Linked DNA regions of Mus musculus: region 1 is linked to region 2. Evidence: chromatin loops called from intact Hi-C (ENCODE). Cell type or tissue: left cerebral cortex. All regions are shown on one strand. Links, peaks and the distances in the headings refer to the core of each region. The heading gives the core; the rest is flanking DNA.

Region 1 (9,930 bases), core at 1,227-9,226, 170 kb after region 2:
GCCAGTGGCAGGCAAAGTTCGATTAATGCTTCCTGAAGCTCCCTGGGTGTCCTGACAGGCCCAGGAGCATTGTGGGTCAGGGTAGTCTGTGTGAAGACTCCACATTTAGGGCTTGGAGAGAGAAGGGGAAGCTGTGGGTATGAGGAGCAAAATGCTGGTCAGCCAAAGGCTCGTGCTTTGTGAAGGGAAGACTCAGTGTATGCTGCAGGCATGGCCTGTGGGGACCCAACAGATGGGGGGGGGATGGGAGGGAGGCCTGGGACAGTACAGTGTTTAGTGTGTGCCTATGGGAACCATTGTCATCAGAAGGTTGCTGAGAGAGAAGCTGGTGTCAGGGAGAGCATCCAGAGTGGAGGAGCCATCAGGGGACTTCCTCCAGGCAGGAGAGAGGATGGCTACTGAATAAAAGCCAAGGCCTTGGGCAGAGATATCAAGGATCCGAAATTTCTCTCAGCACACATTAGAGACATAGAGAAAGGTTCAAGACTACCCAGTGCAGGCCAGGCGTGGTGGCGCATGCCTTCAGTCCCAGCACCCAGGAGGCAGAAACAGGTAGATCTCTGTGAGTGGCCTGGGGGATTGGGGGAAGGTGCATCAAAGACAGCCGAGATACACAGGGAGTGGGCAGAGGCAGGTGGCCTCCACGTGCGTCCGCTGTCAGGCTGGAGTGACTGTTCTGAGCCATGTGCCCTTTCCTTTGCCTTGATGTCTGTTTCTCTTTTGCAGAGTTAAAACAAGGAATTCCCCAAGATTTGTCTTCTTCCCCCAAATTAGACAGATACAAAATAGCAAGACAGTTAACAGAAAAAGCCATCAAGGTAAATGTGTTTCGGGACTTATGGGGGGGGTGCCTTTAAAAAAAATTGGGAACTTCATTTGGAATTTCATTTGGGTATTGGCCTGACTGGATGACTTCCTCCCATATGGAGATGGTACCAGTATCACTTTTGAATTTATCTGAATCTCCCCTGTAGCCCCAGCAGCCAGCTCCTCCTGGTGCCCTGTGAACGTATATAGCCATGTGGTGGGCGTACAGATGACTTTCCCACCCTAACAGCAGTTTGGTGGGACCCTCTGGCTCACAGATCTCCTGTGGGTACCAGAACTTAGTTCCAGGCATCTTCTAAGTAGTCTCCTGGATAGGATCAGATCTTCCAGTGGGACAAGGTTATGTATCTCTGTTACCTGGTGTCTTAGTTAGGGTTTTACTGCTGTGAACAGACACCATGACCAAGGCAAGTCTTATAAAAAACAACATTTAATTGGGGCTGGCTTACAGGTTCAGAGGTTCAGTCCATTATCATCAAGGTGGGAACATGGCAGTATCCAGGCAGGCATGGCACAGAAGGAGCTGAGAGTTCTATGTCTTCATCCAAAGGCTGCTAGTGGAAGACTAACTTCCAGGCAACTAGGGTGAGGATCTTATACCCACACCCACAGTGACACACCCATTCCAACCAGGTCACACCTATTCCAACAAGGCCACACCTTCAGATGGTGCCACTCCCTGATCAAGGATATACAAACCATCACACCTGGCAACACAAAATTTATCTATAGAAAACTTCACTGCAGTGTCTCTGTCTGGGATCTCTGTGCTGGGACCTGGGCTCAGCTTGTCTCTCTATTCATGTCTGTGTGATGGGCTCTGGGCTCAGCCTGTCTGTGTCTCTGTGATAGAGTCTGGGACTCTGGTAGTGGCTTGGTTTGCTGACCAAGATCTCACTGATGTCTGGCTTACGCTCACTTCCTAAGCATCTCTTCTTCCAGCTGTTTGGGAGTCAGATGAATCCGTCTTCTGTGGGATCCTCTGAGCTTCAAGCCTCTGTTAGGAATAACCTGATGAGTTTAGGCCCCTCAGGAGATTGACTGTATCCATCAGAGCCCACTGACTTAGGGCCTCGGTGACATCTGCAAAGTCCTGTCACCATTTTAGGGTGATGCTAGTGAGTCCCATATGTCCTGTCATCTTGCTCTTTTGAGTCCAGGGACAGTGTCCTGCATGGTGACCCATCAGGGTCTGTACGTCTGCTGCAGGACACCAGTGGTTCGGTGCCGCCACTCCTGCCTGACCCCAGCTGACCCTGCCCGTCCCTGACCCTGCTAGTGACCTAGTACACGGGTCATGTCACTGCCTTCTGCACTGGCTTGGGGTACCCTTGTGAATGTCAGCTTTCTGTCTGTGACTACATAAAATACCTGAGGCTTTGCACTTTTATTAAGAAAACAAATGTACTCACCACCCAGCTTGAGGGGCTGAAAGCCAGAGCTTGAGCAGCTCTGCCTGTTTGGCTCTGTCACTGTCACCATGTGGCAGATGGCACCATTGTAGACACGCAGGTAGGAGGAAAGGAATATTTGACAGAGGAGATCAGAGGGAGATGGGGACTTGGCTCACTCTTTTATAACTGCTCACTGTGTGAGAGCTAGCTCACACTTACCCTTCCTGGGCATGTCCCCACTCCATCCTGGTGACCATACCTCAAGCACATGAGACCATTGGGAACAAGCAATGATCCCTTCCATGACCTTTCCCTGGGCTAAGACTGAGGTAGTATACAGTTTGGTTCTCCCACCAGCTGCCAACTTCCTGTTCAACCACACGCAGCTAACCATCTCCAAGCGATGAGTCAGAATTCCAGCAGCTTCTGGGCTGGCCCTGCCCCTTCCTCTGTTACCCGTTAGTTTTTCTCTTTCTGCCATTCTGAACTCAGGCACCCACAGCTTTTATAAACAGGCGTCACACTCTCTTGTCTTAGTGTTTCTTTTGTTGTGTTAAAGACACCATGACCAAAAACCTCTTGGAGAAGAAAGAGTTTATCTCATGCTACAGGCTTGTAGTCAAGGCAGGAACCTGGAGGCAGATGATGAAGCAGAGGCTCACTCCTCACTGGCTTACTCCTGTGGTTTGCTCAGCCTGCTTTCTTACACAACCTCTGCCTAGGGGTGGTGACGCCCACAGTGGGCTCAGCCCTCCCACATCTATTGTCAATCAAGAAAATGCTCCCCCAACCCCCACCCCGACAGGCATAGACCAATGTGGTGGAGGCATTTTCTCAGTTGAGGTTCCTCTTCCCAAATGATTCTAGCTTGTGTTAAACTGACATAAAATTAGCCAGGACACTCACTTTTCTATAAAAGACAGCTGCACTGGGAGTCCTCAGTTTTTCCCTAGACCCTCAGGCATTGTGCAATTGTGTGTCCCACCTGTATCCCAAATCCAGAAATCCTGGGACTACAGAAATTCTGAGTCGGGGCTACAGCTGCTCAGGAAGTGCTGATTTCTTGGTTGTGTTTTGGCCCCTTTGAGTGTGTGAATGAGTGTGTAGAAGTGATCACCTCTGTAATCCCAACCCAACGATGAATAAACGCAGTGCAGCAACTGTGGGGATTATATGTCCGAGCCCCCACATGTGCACACACACACACGCGCACACACACAAGCACACGCGCGCACACACACACACACACACACGCACGCGCACCCTTCTGCATGCTGAGGGCGGCATTCCTGTGCTCTCTGGGCAGAGTGTGTGTGTGGCCTTGCCGAGGTGCAGTCTGGTCCAGGCTACTTTGGAAGGTCACCTCAATCCCCTTATTGCCGAGGGCCTCAGCTAAGATGCCGCTGCTGTTTTCAGGAGAGGAAGATTTTCTCCATCTATGGACACTACCCTGTCATCCGGGCCACCTTGCGAAGAAAGGGCTGGGTGGAGAAGAAGTTCAATTTCTTCCCCAAAGCTCTCCAGAACCTTGGAAGTGAAGGTAAACGGCACATGGGTGGAATACCTTGTCCTGGGAAGGGTTTGTTTTTTGGTTTTTGGTTTTTTTGGGTTTTGTTTTAATTAATTAATTTTTTAAAATTTATTTACATTTCAAGTGTTGTCCCCTTACCCGGTTCCCCCCTTCCGGAAACCCCCATCCCATCCCCCCTTCCCCTGCTTCTATGAGTGTGTTCCTCCACCCACCCACTCCTGCCTCCCCGCTCTCTATTCCCCTACACTGGGGCATCTACGAGCCTTCATAGGACCAAGGGCCTCTCCTCCCATTGATGACTGACAAGGCCATCCATCCTCTGCTACATATGCAGCTGGAGCCATGTGTACTCCTTGGTTGGTGGTTTAGTCCCTGGGAGCTCTGGGGCTGTCTGGTTGGTTGATATTGCTGTTCTTCCTATGGGGCTGCAAACCCATGAAGGGTTTTTTTTTATATACACACATGGCCAATAAGTCAGCCATCCTAGGTGTGCTGACTCTACGTACCCACTGGCATCCGTCTTCGTGTATCCCCTGCCTTCCCAACCTCACACATCCCAGACAGCCACACTCTTAATATGGTACCAGTCACTTTTTGGTGTCCCCATGCCCACACCCCACCCTAGCCATTCTTCCTCCAGGTCCATCCCCCACCAAGGCCGCTCCTCGGTTACCCATAGCTCAGACCAGTCCTTCCCAGACTCATGCCTCAAGCTTCTATGGCCTTCTGCCTTGAGGGTCATCTGGTCTTCAGCATCCCCTCAATCCTGACCCAGCACAGCACAGCACAGGTGGGATGGTACACAGGATGCTGGAGGGAATGCCACGTGTGGCCTCCACAGCCGCTGCCCCCGGGCAAACCTCACTTGGAGCTTTTAGTAGACAAATGGCCATCCCTCCATAGTGGAACGCCAGCCCTCCAGGAAGTCAGGTGAGGTACCCGAGTATGGTGGCAGCAATATGTCTCTTGTGTTTTGTTTGCAGATAAAAGTGCTGAGACCAAAGAAAATCAAGAAATAGCCTTGGAGAGATTCGATGATATCCACGATGTGATGGTAGGCCGCGTGGCCTGGTATTGGGGTATAACATGGCTTTTTTAAAGTAAGACAGAGCACGCTGTTACAGAAGTAAGACTCCTGTATGGAAACATGGTCCCTGGGGCATCTGGCTTCCCTGCATCCTGCCCCTAGCTCCTGCATCCCACAGTGACTAGCACAAGTAGAGGTCTGTGTGGCTGCGGACTGAGATGCTGAGAGGTGGGGTCAGGGGGTCCGTGTATTACAGGATGGAGGCAGGGGGCCTGGCCAGTGATCAGATGGGGTCTCCAGTAACACAGCAGTTGTACCCCAGTGGCCCCTAGCCTGACTCCTCTGAAGCTCTCCTGTATCTTCTATAAAGAAGACAAAAAGGTTAGTCACAAAGTGGAACTTTTTCCCAGACATGTAATTTAAAAGATCAGGTATCCAGAATGTCTGTGTATATCATGCATAATGTTTGTTTTAAAAAACCAAATAAAATGGACAGAGAATAAAATGACAGGTGGTCAGTCGATAAACGCATTAGGTTTATGGAGTTAATTCGATTTTTGAAGGCAGCTGTGCAGTTAATCTAATTTATTCTTCTGTGAGTGCCGGATCCTGGGCACTTCCCCTGCTCTACCGTGGAGAAAAGCTGCCTCCTAGGGGTTCTGGTAGAAAGTTCCCTCTGGACCACACTTCTGGATCTCAGAGCATCACAGTTACCTCCAGTCCGCAGAGAGCACATGTCTAAGTCTCGCATGGATGCCAGCCTGGGAGGAGTACAAATTTACCTCCAGCCCCCAACTGAGAAAAAGCAGCTGGCTTCTGGACAGCACACACCCTGTGTGGTTCCGGTTGTCCTCATACCACCACGTGTGGCCCTCAGGAGCCATGTGACCTCAGCTGAGATGGAGCCTTCAGCCAGAATCAACACAGTCTGTGTCCCACCCCCAACCCTCAGCTATGTCCCAGCATGTCAAAGACACGGAGCCCTGGATTCTAGATGTTGATAGATGGCTCTTCTTGCCAGTCCAGGTTGGTAAAGAACGAGATCCCATACCTCCTCTGGACTATCAAGAGGGATGTTGTGGACTACCACAGCCTGACCTGTGACCAGATGCTAAATCACTACGGGAAGACAGCATCATTCACAACCAAGGTGGATGAGAGGGCCTGGGCTTAGTCTGAGTGGGTGGGCCATCTACAGCTGGGAGAACCAGAAGGTCACATACAGGCTTCTCCTGGGGACACTCTCCCCCACACACCTTCTATCCCACATGCCCACCTGCACCCACGTTCCTCCCTCTGTCTCTGGGTACTCTCAGTGCCATGGATGACCCCTTCCCAGGGAACATGGGCTGAGTCAAACATGGGTCCCCAGTGGGATTCACTTTATGTGAGGCTGCCCCCTGAGGGGCCTGATACACTGCTCTCTCTGGAGATTGGACTCTGCCTGAACATGAGAAGTCTGCCTTGGTACGTCCAAGCCAACCCGAACACCTTCTTCCCACGGTGCTATGGCCTTTGCACTGAGAGCGAGAAGCAGGAATTCTTGGGTGAGTGACCCATGGCCTTCTGAGGTTTATCGCATGTCCCTAGGGCCAGGACTACATTTGGTAAGGGCCAGCCTGGACACGTCCATAGGCCATGTTGGCAGTTTGGTAAAAACCACCTGAGGCAGACAGAAGCTAGAGTGCTAAATATTCCGATCTTGGCTCTGAGGGGACACAGCACTGGCTCAGAGCAGTACCACCTACTTCTGATCTCTGGGTGGATACCCTTCTGCTCAGAGCCTAGGTTCACCTCGAGCCTAGATTGGCAGGATGCACAGCTGTGCTGCTCTGCCTATGTGCTGAGTTCAACCAAGATCCCTCAAGAGGGGAGAGCTACATTCTAGATGGTCCACGGGGTCCAGAGAGACCCCTTAGATTTCTCAGAGGATCCTAGTAGTGTTGTGAGGGGAGTACTGGGACTATCCCCCGGGTCTCTGAGGGGTTGGGGGGGGCAGTGATGACAGAGAACAATGGAAAAGGGACGAGGAGAGCAGTAGCTGGATGGAGCAGCTGTTGGGACTGGGTGTGGACAGGTGCGTGAGCAACAAATGGGGACTCGCCTGGTGAGGGAGGCAGGGAGGCCCACACGGCAGACTCTGCCGCCTCTCTGCTCTGGGTGGGCAGTGGGAGCGAGGCCTTGGTGTCCCTGCAGATGACTTCCGGCGCACGGTGGCTGCCAGCATCCTCAAGTGGGTAGTCCTTCACCAGAATTACTGCAGCAAAGTCAAGGGCAAGAGTAAGAAGGAGGAGGCCAAGAACAGTGACCCCAGCCCCAAGAAAGGTACACAGCTACGGGGCGGGACCTTGATGCCTGATGGGGTGTGGAGACTCTGGTCAACCGGAAGGGTCTTTAGCTGATGAGGCGGAGTGTCTATGGCTGATGGACAGGTTGGGTGCTGTGGCTTTGGTGGTCCAACAAGCATGGAGAAGGAGAGCGTGCTTCTTCTGATTTAGCTCTGATTCTCACGTCCTATCTTCTGATTTGACAGTCAGTTAAGACCTTGGTCATTCTGTTTGCAGAACATATCCAGTACCAGGCACCATGATTTCATGATCACACTAAATCCTGCTCCCCAGGGGCAGTGTCTGGCCAGTGATCATTGCTGTGACCCTCCACATGGCCCCTGGAAGGTCTGTGTGATGTAGCAGCAGTACTGTGTGATGTGGGCACCCAAGCAGTCTCCCAGATTTAAGGGTTTCTGTTGTTGATGCCATTGTTGTTGTCTGCTTTAATAAAATTTGTGGGTTCTGGTTCTTCTTCTTCTTCTTCTTCTTCTTCTTCTTCTTCTTCTTCTTCTTCTTCTTCTTCTTCTTCTTCTTCTTCTTCTTCCCCCTCCCCCTCCCCCTCCCCCTCCCCCGCCTCCTCTTTTTTCCTTTAAAACAGTTTTAGGCTAATGGCAAAATTGAGCAGAAGGTACCTTGGTTTCTTATCCATCCCGGTCCTCATGCACTCCATTTGTTAAAGCAGTTGGAAAGTAAACTTTGGCATGTTCAAATCTTTAAAGGATGTGTTTGAAAAGTAACTTGTGAATACGGCAGCTTCGAGATTCGAGTGGAGGCTTTTGTGGAGTGGATGTCAGTTGGCTGTGGCTGAACTTTCTGAGTGGTGACAGTCAAGGCATGTAAGGAAGGGCCACGGCTGCTTACGCCAGGCTGAGGCAATTCTTGCAACTCCTGGCCTTTTTTCTTGTCTCCATGACTCTTCCTTTTTTAGGATGTCTATGGCGGGGGACCTCACAGTCAGCAACCTGTTCACACCAGCTTTGTTTACTTAGAAACAGACTGACGTTTCTTCCATGTTTGCTGCTTTGTGGTTAGGGCTGAACAGTTCACCATGGTGTGTGCTGGTTTATCTATCCCTTCACCCACAGAAGGACTCTTCTCACAGATAAAACTGCTACAGACCTCTATGCACAAGTTTGCACAGCCATAAAATTTCAACTTCTTTGAGGAAATAAAGAGGAGTGAGTAAGATTGGATGCTACAGCAATAACTCATCAAGCCTTCAGCATCTCTTTTCCAGGATGACTCACATGCAGATACCAAGTGCCCATGTAGCGGACTTTAACCATTGGCTAGGTCTGTAGTAGTGTTACACCGTGGTTAGGTCTGTAGTAGTGTTACACCGTGGTTAGGTCTGTAGTGGTGTTACACCGTGGTTAGGTCTGTAGTAGTGTTACACCGTGGCTAGGTCTGTAGTAGTGTTACACTGTGGTTAGGTCTGTAGTAGTGTTACACTGTGGTTAGGTCTGTAGTAGTGTTACACTGTGGTTAGGTCTGTAGTAGTGTTACACTGTGGTTAGGTCTGTAGTAGTGTTACACTGTGGCTAGGTCTGTAGTAGTGTTACACTGTGGTTAGGTCTGTAGTAGTGTTACACTGTGGTTAGGTCTGTAGTAGTGTCACACTGTGGTTAGGTCTGTAGTAGTGCTGTTGTTAGGTCTGTAGTAGTGTTACATTGTTGTTAAGTCTGTAGTAATGCCATGCTGTTGTTTAATTTGTAGTTCACTGGTGACATATGACATCAAGCATCATTTCATATGTCATTTGCCAGTGGGACATCTTCTCTTGTGATAGGTCTGTTTTTTAAGTTGGGTTGCTCCATTTTCTTACTAAGCTTCTTTATTTGTATACTTTTGATAGTGTCCGTTTATCAGATGTGTGCAGATGTTTCCAGTCCCCCTCTCCCAGTCTTTGGATTGTCCTCATCCCATTAAAAAATGACTTTCACCCAGCACATACTTTTAATTTTATAATTTTATGAAGTCAATGTAGCGATTTCTTTCTAGATCAAACATTCAGTGTGGTATCTGAAGCAGACAACAGAAAGCTCAAGTTCCCCTTGAGTCTTCATGTTTTTTTAATCTAAGAGTTTTGTGACTTTTCCTCTTCCATGTAGACCTAATATCCCTTTGGAATTATTTTTAAAGTTTAGGTTTGTATGTAGATTTGGTTTGGTTTTCTCTTTTTCTTTTAAAGATTTGTTTTTGTTATTTTTAAGTTTGTCTGTGTGTGCATGTGTGTGTGTGTGTGTGTGTGTGTGTGTGTGTGTGTGTGTGTGTGTACACATGGGTATAGTTGCCCACAGGGGCCAGAGGTGCTGCTATGATCTGGAGCTGGAGTTACAGGCAGTTGTGAGTCTCCTGACACAGGTGCTGGAAGTCAAACTCTGCTGCTCTTGAAGAGCAGAATAGTCCCTAAACCACCAACACCAAGCCAGTCTTCCAGCACCACCAAGCCAGTCTTCTAGCACCATTCATCACTCCATCACTTGTTCCAGACTGGTGTTGGGCACCATTAGTTGAGAAGAATTTTATTTTTTTAGAAGATATCTTTACCTCATCGTTTCTCTTGTTCCTTTGTAATATACAAGTTGATCAGGTCTGTGTGTGACTTCTTTGGGAAAAGGCCCTATTCTATTCCATATTCCATAATCTACATATTCTTAAGGCGATAGCGTACTGTTTTAATGGCTGTAAGTCTTGAACCCTGAATTTTGTTCTTCTCTTTTGGTATATAATGCACAATTCTGGTCTTACACTGTAGCATTTGTTGACATTCTCAGCGTGTCTTTCTGCGATGTTGGTTGCATTTAGACCATGTTGGCA
Region 2 (9,930 bases), core at 697-8,696:
TAGTAAAGCGCCTTCCTCGCAGCTGGCCTTAAGCCATCTTTTCCCTGCTTGGGAAGTGGGGCCGCCAGGCTATGGCATGGAAGCACAGCTCTGTTTTCCAGCCTGGGTGTGTCCTTCCAAGCTCTGAGTAATGACTGCCTCCATATCCCAGTGCCTTCTCCTCCTCCTTTTCCACAGGCCTTCACCAGCGGCCTAAGGAGGTACTTGCAGTATTACCGTGCCTGTGTGCTCTCCACTCCACCCACCCTCAGTCTCCTCACCATTGGCTTTCTCTTCAAGAAGCTGGGCCGGCAGCTCAGGTGAATCTTGGCACAGTGGCCTTGCATGGGCCTCAGGAGCAGACATGGACTTTCAGGGCAGTGAAGAGCCAGGTCTGCTCCCTGTCAAGGAGGGCCTAGAAGAACAGTCCGTGCACAACTGCTCACTGTGCCATATAATGAGTTTGTCTTCCATCTGTTTGCGACAGTGGCCTTGCTGGGCCCAGGGCTTTCTGCCCCAATCGTACTGCATGGGAGGGAAGGCAGTGGGCAGCCTTTGACACATGGGAGCTCATTGGTAAACAGCCATAGTGTCTCTTGGCAGCTGCTAGCCACTGAGAGAAGTTGGGGGTGGCAATATGGGAGGAGATTTATCAGCCAACAAGGAATTGGGGGTTCATGTGAGACATGGGCTGCAGTGGGGTAGAGAGGGAGAGGGTTCATGAGGGGAATTTGTGCTCATTGTAGTCTGACAAGGTGGTAACAAGGCAGAGGTTTCATATGGTCCCATAAATGTGGAGCTAAGGAGTCAAGGATGAGGTGTGGAGGCGTGGAGGTGAGCCCACCATTGAGTGTGGATGTGTCAGTGCCATCTGGGAGGACAGCACAGAAAACAGTGCTGGGCAGGGCTCTGTCGGGGTCTAAGATCTGCTGTGTTGTGGGTATAAGTAGTTTTCAAAGACTGTAGACCAGTCACTTAAGGGAAAATGAACGTTTAGCTTGCTCAGTCTGATCTGGTCCTTGGGACCCTGAGCTCTTGTCACTTGATCTGATCCAGTTTCTGTGTCCAGGTACTTGGCTGAGCTTTGTGGTGTTGGCACTGTATCCCTGGCGACCAGTGGAGAACCCAGGGCTGTGTTCCCCACTGTGAGTCCCCCTCCTTTCCTCCAGTGTGAGCTTGCAGGCCTCCGTTGACTTGTGCATTCTTGTCAAGTGTGGTGCTGTGCTCTGTTAGCCATATTGCCTAGACAGGCATGTGCCAAGTGTTAGAGTGGCTGTGCACCCATCCTGCTTCTTCTCACTGTTTGTAGGGGGTGAAGCTTCTGTCCTACCTCTACCAGGAAGCACTGGATAACTGCAGTAATGAGCACTATCCCGTTTTGCTGTCCCTCCTGAAGACCAGCTGTGAGCCCTACACACGGTAGGTGGTGAGAGGACTGTACTGGCCATACCTGCTCTCCCTATAGTGGGTGGAGGAAGGCTGCACTCAGACCAGATATGTATCTGAGTCTCCTGTTATCCAAGATGTACTGAATGTGCTGGAGAAGCATGCTGGATAAAGGACCTACCAGGTAGGAGATCCCACACACCCATAGCTGGCAGTGTCTCTCTCATTCTACTCTGGGGACTGGCCACACTAGCCTCGCAGACTCCACGCTTGCCCAGCTCTCCTTTTTCCCCCACCCCCACCCTCCTGTGTTCCATTACCCTGTAGGTTCATCCACGATTGGGTGTACAGTGGAGTCTTCAGAGATGTTTATGGGGAGTTCATGATCCAGGTTAACCATGAGTACCTCAGCTTCAGAGGTAAGTACACACCGACTTCTAGGCTGTGCCTATCAGGTTTTGGACCCCCAGGACAAGGGACTGAGGTATATACTGTACATTTCAAAGCAGACCTGGTCTCCAGGTTCTCCCAGCATCCCTCAGTCCCTCCCTGGCACACCCTGAACTTTCCAGCTCGGCCTGGGCTGCCTTTCCTCCAGAGGTTCTTCCTCATGCGATCCAGACATTCTGGTCTCCCCACTCGCTTCTCTCTCAATGCATGCTCTTTCTTTTTCTCTCTTTCCCTCCCCATGATGACTTCTCTGGCTTTCTTCCTTGGGGCCAGTGAACTAACCTGAGAGCAACTTCCCAATAAACCTACATTTAATATAATCGAATCCGGCATGAATTGGCTCATTTCACTGGCAGAGAAATAAATTATCAGTGTTCCCTGCCCGGGGTCAGGGCCATTATAACTGCAGATCATCATTTTTTATTCATGTTCTGTCCAGACAAGTTTTACTGGACCCATGGCTACGTGCTCATTTCCAAAGAGGTGGAGGACTGTGTTCCTGTATTCTTGAAACACATTGCTCATGATGTGTATGTCTGTGGGAAGACCATCAACCTACTGAAGCTCTGCTGTCCCCGGGTGAGAGGGTTCTGCCGGCTGTGGGGGCTGGAGGAGGGGCTTGTGTATCATGGAGGCTAGGTCTGACCAGGGACTGAGCCTGAGTTAGGTGCTGGTGTGTTTGCCACCATAGTCTTCTGCCTGAGAGATGAGACCGATCACATGCTGCCCCTTAGTTTCTGAGCCCACCTCTGCTGTAGGTGGCCCCATACATGGTATTTCCATTTTTGGGATACTTGCTCTGTGGAGCCATCAAGGGTTTCAGCTAACCTCAGATTTAGGAATAAAATTTTCAAGGAAAAAAAAATGGCTGTCTGTATCCCTCACTGAAGACTCAGTAGCAAGGCAGTGCTTGGGTCTTGTTTGTAGCCTTGGCTATGTAGTCATTGAAGTCCTTCCTTTTTGGCAGCATTACCTTTGTTGGTCTGATGTCCCTGTCCCTCGGATCTCGGTGATTTTCTCTCTTGAGGAACTGAAGGAGATTGAGAAGGACTGTGCTGTCTATGTTGGGCGGATGGAGAGAGTCGCACGTCATAGCTGTATCAGCAAGGAGGAAAAGGTGCTTGGATGCAGGGCTTTGGGCTTTCTCTGTACTTTTACTTTCCCTTCACTTCTGAGGGTCTGGGCTGATGGAGCTCCCTCACCCCAGGGGTGGGCCCATGTGGACAGCTGTCAGGCAGACTGAGGAGCAAGAAGTACTGGATGTGGGCAGTCAGGCAGAGAGGACAGGGTGTGGGCAGTCAGGCACAGTGGACAGGGTGTGGGCAGTCAGTCAGGCACAGTGGACAGGGTGTGGGCAGTCAGGCACAGTGGACAGGATGTGGGCAGTCAGTCAGGCACAGTGGTTTTTCTGGTGTTTCTGTCCTGGTAGTAGGTCTAGCTTAGGACACCCAAGCTGCTTGGTTGTGTGTCAAGGAAAATCGGAACAAATCTGATGACAGGTTTCTTTTTTTTTTTAGGTGGGTAACCTTACCTGCACTCCAGGTTTTACCAACATTTGGAAATTCTAGGCAGCAAAGCCTAAAATTCCTCTACCCGAGTAGCATTTACAAATACTGAGTGTGTGCCTAGAAGCAGCACCCCAATGCTCCTGTACACTCCAGGAGAGATTAGTGACTGGCCAGGGACAAGCTCAACAACTTTGTCTTGGCTTGGTGTCTAATGGGCATCAGGAGAGACCCAGGCAAGGACAGATTCAGGAGCAGGAATGCTCATGAGCCCTTCATTTATCTGTGGGTACATAGTCACTTCCTGTCACTCTTAAGCCAGAGGTCTCCCTGTCCTCCCATCCTGTAGTTGAAGCGTCATCAGCTGTGAACATTCTGTGGTTTGGGGAAGTGTATCTGTTAATACTGACCAGAAGCACGTTGTTTTGGATAGCCAGTTGTCCCCACACTATCCTAGGGGAAGGGACAGGGTGTTAAGATGTTTTGTTTATTGTCTTTAGGAATTACGTATGGAAATTGCGAAACAAGAACTAATTGTCCATGCCCGGGAAGCCGCGTCCAGGGTCCTGAGCGAGTTGAGTGGTAAGTGCAGGTCCAGGCCTTTCCTCTCTGTTCTGGGGCCTGTGCTGGGCTCTTCACCACTCACGCCTCTCACCTTCTCCTGAAGACCGGCAGATGGCAGAACAGATTGCTCAGGACACTCGGAAGCGAGAGCAGTTTCAGCGACTGAAGGAACAGTTTGTGAAGGATCAGGAGGTGGGTGGTCTGGGCTCTGGGTGGTTCTGGCTCCTGGAGTCCTTGATTTGATTTGGCAATGAGACTGTGTGTGTTGTGTAGCGACGCCTGGCAGCCAGACAAGAAGAGCTAGATGATGACTTCAGCTATGCCCGTGAGCTCCGTGACCGGGAGAAGAGGCTAAAGGCCTTGGAGGAAGAGCTGGAGAGGAAGGCCAGGTAGGGCTGTATGGCTGCAGGTCCCGTGGTGCTGGTTTAAATCTAGTGATGGTTATTTTACTGTCCCAATGTTGCTAGGCAAGTGCTCTACCAGTGAGCAACATCCCTAACTTGTTATTTTAGTTTTTAATCTAACAATCAGACATATGTCAAGTCAGAAAGACTAGTCTGCTAGACCAGGATGCTGTCCTGAGCTAAGGGGTTAGAGCTCTTAGGTTGTGCTCTGGGACCAGTCCTAATACACACAGTGTATTTGATGTCCCGACTGTCTGTTAATGTTATTTATTATTAGTGTGTAGTAATATTATTATGTGCTATGGTGCCAACTTTGGACCTTGTAATGCAAGTAAGCCCTCTCCACTGAGCTACAGCCCCAAGATGCTGCTGTATGGCCTGCAGTCCTCCTCTCTCAGGCTTCCTAGTTCTGGGGTTACAGGCGCCTGCTCTGCTCATCTTAAACACCTTTGCTTGCCTTTCTATTCCAAACCTGTTCCCGGCCTCGCAGAGCAGTGGTCACTAATCTGGCATGCCTCTTGAGTCTGTTTCCTCTTTGCACCATTAGCTTGTCCTAGAAACAGGCTCATTGTTTCCATGGAAGGCCTTTACAGGAGGGACTGGCTACATCTTGCATGGTGTCCTTGGGAGTTCAACTGTTCCAGCCTTAGATAATATTTACAGAGCAAATGGGTTTGCCTCTTGCATGTGCTAGATATGTGCACACACATGTGAGTAGATGCTCTATTCTCTTAAGAGGAAAACCAGGCATAGAGAGCCATGTTTCTGAGTTGTGGCTCGACAAATTGAAGACTGGGCTTAGATGCCTAGTAGTTAGAGGCTCGGAATCCCTGGGATTTGCTTTTTTTTTTTTTGTCAGTCTCCAGTTCTCCTGAGTTTGAACTTGGAGAATGGGGAGATGTCCACTTCCCGTAAAGAAAATGGAGCCTGGTTGGAGAGGGCTGCCCCTTAGCCACTGTTTATTCTCTTGTCCCAGGGCATAATGTACATTTTTCTTTGTTTGTCCAACAGACAGTTGCCAAGTCCCATGTGGGCATCTGTTCATTAGAGCCTTTCAGCCTGGTGGGCAGCAACCCCTCCCCCCCAACCCAGTTTGTTGTGGGGAAGGTGGGGGACAGGAGTCTGGGGAGGGAGTCTGCTTGGAGAGGTTGTAGTGACCATGTCCTCTCTGCATGTGGCTTCAGGCAGGCGCTGGTTGACCATTATAGCAAGTTGTCTGCAGAGGCAGCTCGTCGAGAGCAGAAGGCTCTGTGGAGAATCCAGAGGCATAGGCTGGAAAGCGCACGACTTCGTTTTCTCCTAGAAGACCAGAAGTGCATTCAGGTATGGCTGTAGTGTTAGCTGCCAGCCCTTGCACCTAGTTACATACCCTGTCATCCTGTTGCATAAGGGGACAGATGGCACTTGCTGTGGCTCAGGCTTCCAGCCAGAACTGGACAGTGTGAGTGGGCAGCAGGGCAGTGGCGTATGTGATGGGTGAGTGGTGCTGTGTAAAGGTGCGGTGTGTGCCAGCCCTGCTGCTCTCTCCACAGAGCTTCTCTCTCTTCCTGTTGGTTTGAATTTCAGGAGATGCTGAGAGACATGGAGGCTCAGCAGCCCCAGGAGCCGCCGAGTGTGTTCCCATCCACAGGCTCTCAGGTAATAAGCTCCAGTGGGAGCGTGGGGTTCTGCTGGGTCTCTGCACTCAGTAGGTGTCAGCCACTGTTGCTGAGCTCGCCCTGGGGAGTCGGGGTTGAATGACTGGAGGGATTCGGTGTGTGTTTCAGGTCACATCTACAGGTCCTGAGCACGCAGGGGAAGGCCATAGCTGTGATCCGGGGTTCACAGAGCTGCATTGGGGTTGTCCAAGCCTACCGTGTGCATCGACACCATCAGTCCCCAAGTCTGCCACAGAGGGAGCTGATGACTCGGGAGCTGGGCCATTCTCGACTGGTCTTAGCATCACAGACTTTCTGCCCGTGGACTCTGGAGAGGAACAGCCTGTGGAGAACACTGGCGTTCCCTTTTTAGAGGTGGCTCTGCAGACCATCTGCTCAGACCTATCCCCTGTAGCCCCTGAGCCAGCGGCACTCACAGCAGGGGGCCCCCAGGCTACCCAGTCAGAGTATGATTTCAATACCATACTGAGGCCAGCTATGGCTACCTCCCTCTCACCAGGACCCTTCCAGGATGTTCAGAATAGCGTGGACAGTGACAAACAGCATCTACTGGGGGATATGTCCACAAAAGTAGATTCTTATATCCATGATATGCAAGAGACTTTGCCTTGCCCACATCCACTCAGTCATGCCACTCCTGTGGAGGGGAGCCTCCAGCCTGTAGGCCAGCTCCTTGAACACATGTCAGAGACTACTGTCTCTACAGAGAGCCATGCTTCTGGGATGGCTCCTTGTCAGCAACTTAGCATTTCCAGACACGTGTCAGATGCTAACATCAAGGTGGGGGATTATATGTCAGATGTGGCTCTTCCTCGGCCACGGTGGAATGTCCATGGCCATGTGTCAGAGGCCAGCATTGGAGTTGGGGAGAATATGGCCGAAGTGGCTCCTTCTAGGCCACGGTGGAATGTCCACGGACATGTGTCAGATGCCAGCATCAAGATAGGGGAGAATATGTCAGATGTGGCTCCTTCTCGGACACGGTGGAACATTCATGGGCATGTGTCAGATGCCAGCATCAAGGTAGGGGAGAATGTATCAGATGTGACTCCTTCTCGGCCGCGGTGGAATGTCCACGGGCATGTGTCAGAGGCCAGCATCAAGGTAGGGGAGAATGTATCAGATGTGACTCCTTCTCGGCCGCGGTGGAATGTCCACGGGCATGTGTCAGAGGCCAGCATCAAGGTAGGGGAGAATGTATCAGACGTGACTCCTTCTCGGCCGCGGTGGAATGTCCACGGGCATGTGTCAGATGCCAGTATTAGGATTGGGGAAAATGTATCAGATACGGATCTTGATCTTCAGCAACGTGGATGTGCCCAGCCTCCCTTGATTCTGGAGGAGCCCTTGCCAGAAGCTGAGGCTGACCTCAAGCCCCATCAGTGTCCCCCTGCTCACGTGTCTGAGGCAGTGCTTGGTGTGGAAGCACAGAGCCCTGCTCTAGAATGTGGGCCACAGCTACCTGAAAAAACGAAGCCTACCGTGTGTTCTGGCTTTGGCAGAACAGAGGAAGGTAGCCTACAGACCAAGACCCTTGTGGCTGAGCCTAGCATGCTGGGAAGTGGCATCCCTGAAGAGAAAGGTCAGAGTGGGCGGTGCTGGTCAGGGTGGGACTGTGGCATTCTGGAAAGGCAGTGGCACGCTGTCTTTTGTGATCCTTGTCTGTCAGCCTGGATCAAGTTGCTGCTGGGGTGGGGGTTGGGGACTGGAGTTCTCTGGGCCAGTCTCACTAGGTCTTCTCAAGCAGGCACTGGATACTAATGGCCCTCCTACCCATTATTTTCTGTTTATTTAGGCCCAGGGAAGAGTAGGGATGCTGAAGACCTTTCTCCATGTTTGCCTTCAAGCTCACAGGTCAGGAGTGTTCATGGAACGCCACCACATGGGGTTTCCATATGCCCATTTCCTTTTTAGCACAAGCAAAATAGGGTGGGGGCAGAGAGTAGTGTACTGTGTAAGGATGCAGTTCTTTGAGGTTGGCCTCTTTTTAGGAAGACACAGCTGTCCCCAGCAGCCCAGGCCCTAGTGATGAGGTATCAAACACAGAAGCTGAGGCCAGACGCTGGGGCAAGGAGCAAGCCTATTTGACAGACCTCACAAAATTGTACCACCTGGAGCAGTACCCGGACAGCTATGATTCCATGTGTGAGTGGGCCAGTTACAGTGGAGCTTGTGGGTGCTCTGGGGTGGTATCCCTAAACTTCAGCAAGTCTGTTTTGTTTCCCACAGCAGAGCCTCCTGTTGCTCACCTGGTCCACCACATGCTTCCCCGGGCCTTTGCTTTCCCTGTTGACCCCCAAGTTCAGTCAGCAGTAGACGAGAGTGCAGTGCAGCTGAGCGAGCTGCTGACATTGCCTGTGCTTATGAAGCGTTCCCTTATGGCGCCTCTGGCTGCCCAGTGAGTGCCTCCACCTGCCCGACTGCAGCAGCCTGCCATTCCTCTCTGCCTGCCCTGCCCCTAACCCCAGCTCTCCCTCCCCAGTGTCAGCCTGGTCAGCAAAGCCGCAGTTGACTACTTCTTTGTGGAGCTGCACCTGGAGACACACTTTGAGGCACTGCGCCATTTCCTGCTGATGGAAGATGGAGAGTTCGCTCAGTCCCTTAGTGACCTGCTCTTTGAGAAGGTAGCTCTAAGATATGCAGCTGGAATCAGGCTGCCCATTAGAGGTGTTATGGGTAGGATTCGGGTGGCTGCTGGCCTCGGGCCCACCCAAACATGTCATAGTCCCTAGCAATATGGTGACACGGTGCTGCTCCGGCAGAACTTGGGTTCCTGGGCAAGTAGGGAGGGGCAGGGCACAAACTTGGGGCTCCTTGAACCCTTTTCTCTTGACTTCCTTAGCTAGGGGCTGGGCAGACGCCTGGAGAGCTGCTCAACCCACTGGTCCTTAACAGCATCCTGAGCAAGGCCCTGCAGTACAGCCTCCACGGGGACACCCCGCATGCTTCCAACCTGTCTTTTGCTCTCAAGTACCTGCCTGAGGTGTTTGCCCCGAATGCCCCAGATGTGCTGAGCTGCCTGGAGCTCAGGTACAAGGTCAGCAGTGTTCTGCCACGGTGTATAGGGAGGTGTATCGGAAAGCTGTATGCACTAAGTAGGGCTTCCTGAACAGGTCGACTGGCCCCTCAACATTGTTATCACCGAGAGCTGCCTGAACAAGTACAGTGGCATCTTCTCCTTCCTGCTGCAGCTGAAGCTCATGATGTGGACACTCAAAGACATCTGCTTCCACCTCAAGCGCACAGGTGAGGCCTGGCCCACGTCTGTCCTACCTGTGTGTGGCTTCAGGCTGCCGCTAAGCGCGTTGTTCTTTCCCAGCCCTCGTGAGCCACACGGCTGGCTCAGTGCAGTTCCGACAGCTGCAGCTGTTCAAGCATGAGATGCAGCACTTTGTGAAGGTCATCCAGGGCTACATTGCTAACCAGATCCTGCATGTCAGCTGGTGTGAGTTCCGAGCCCGTCTAGCTGTGGTGGGTGACCTGGAGGAGATTCAGCGGGCCCATGCCGAGTACCTGCACAGGGCTGTTTTCAGGTGAGGCAGGCAGGCAGGCACCTGGCCTTGGGTGTACCCTGGTCAGGCTGGTCAGACACCAGCAGCTCTACCCTCCACCAGGGGCCTACTGACAGAGAAGGCAGCGCCAGTCATGAACATCATCCATAGCATCTTCAGCCTGGTGCTCAAGTTCCGAAGCCAGCTCATCTCTCAGAACTGGGGCCCGGCCACCGGCCCCCGTGGTGCCGAGCACCCCAACTTCCCCCTCATGCAGCAGTCCTACAGCACCTTCAAGTACTACTCCCACTTCCTCTTCAAAGGTAAGCCCTTCTTTTGAGCTGAGCTGCTGGGGTGGCCAGGCCCAGGGTGGGCAGGAGCCTGAAAGTTGGATGCCTTTCTAGTAGTGACCAAGCTGGTGAACCGAGGCTATCAGCCCCACCTGGAAGACTTTCTGCTTCGCATCAACTTCAACAACTACTACCAGGACTCC

What was found. A loop is a pair of places that touch in the nucleus more often than their neighbours do. Peaks named below come from ENCODE experiments on the same cell type or tissue, not always from the same donor. Only the 100,000 strongest peaks of a DNase experiment are listed, where the experiment ranks them.
Region 1: it touches region 2 in a loop (3-fold over the local background); 4 of 42 quality-filtered maps call a loop at or near these places.

Annotation. Positions count from the first base shown.
Region 1 is chr15:88,929,835-88,939,764 of GRCm38, reverse strand. Ttll8 (tubulin tyrosine ligase-like family, member 8) reads left to right here. Exons shown (of 12, transcript NM_172818.3): 2 at 727-818; 3 at 3,639-3,762; 4 at 4,737-4,807; 5 at 5,802-5,930; 6 at 6,213-6,327; 7 at 6,977-7,105. Among named protein-coding and RNA genes, the nearest start is that of Ttll8, 20 kb to the left of the region's middle. In left cerebral cortex, for the core only: a CTCF peak has its summit at 5,422; DNase peaks (open chromatin) are centred at 2,300, 2,668, 2,872 and 5,430.
Region 2 is chr15:89,100,415-89,110,344 of GRCm38, reverse strand. It overlaps Tubgcp6 (tubulin, gamma complex associated protein 6), which reads left to right. Exons shown (of 25, transcript NM_001163319.1): 5 at 178-299; 6 at 1,049-1,124; 7 at 1,289-1,398; 8 at 1,693-1,784; 9 at 2,255-2,394; 10 at 2,783-2,932; 11 at 3,821-3,902; 12 at 3,988-4,076; 13 at 4,158-4,273; 14 at 5,473-5,611; 15 at 5,855-5,926; 16 at 6,055-7,528; 17 at 7,742-7,800; 18 at 7,938-8,091; 7 more. Among named protein-coding and RNA genes, the nearest start is that of Selenoo, 16 kb to the right of the region's middle. In left cerebral cortex, for the core only: CTCF peaks have their summits at 3,990 (motif pointing right) and 6,228; DNase peaks (open chromatin) are centred at 2,983, 4,066, 5,723 and 6,208; H3K27ac peaks cover 3,017 bases.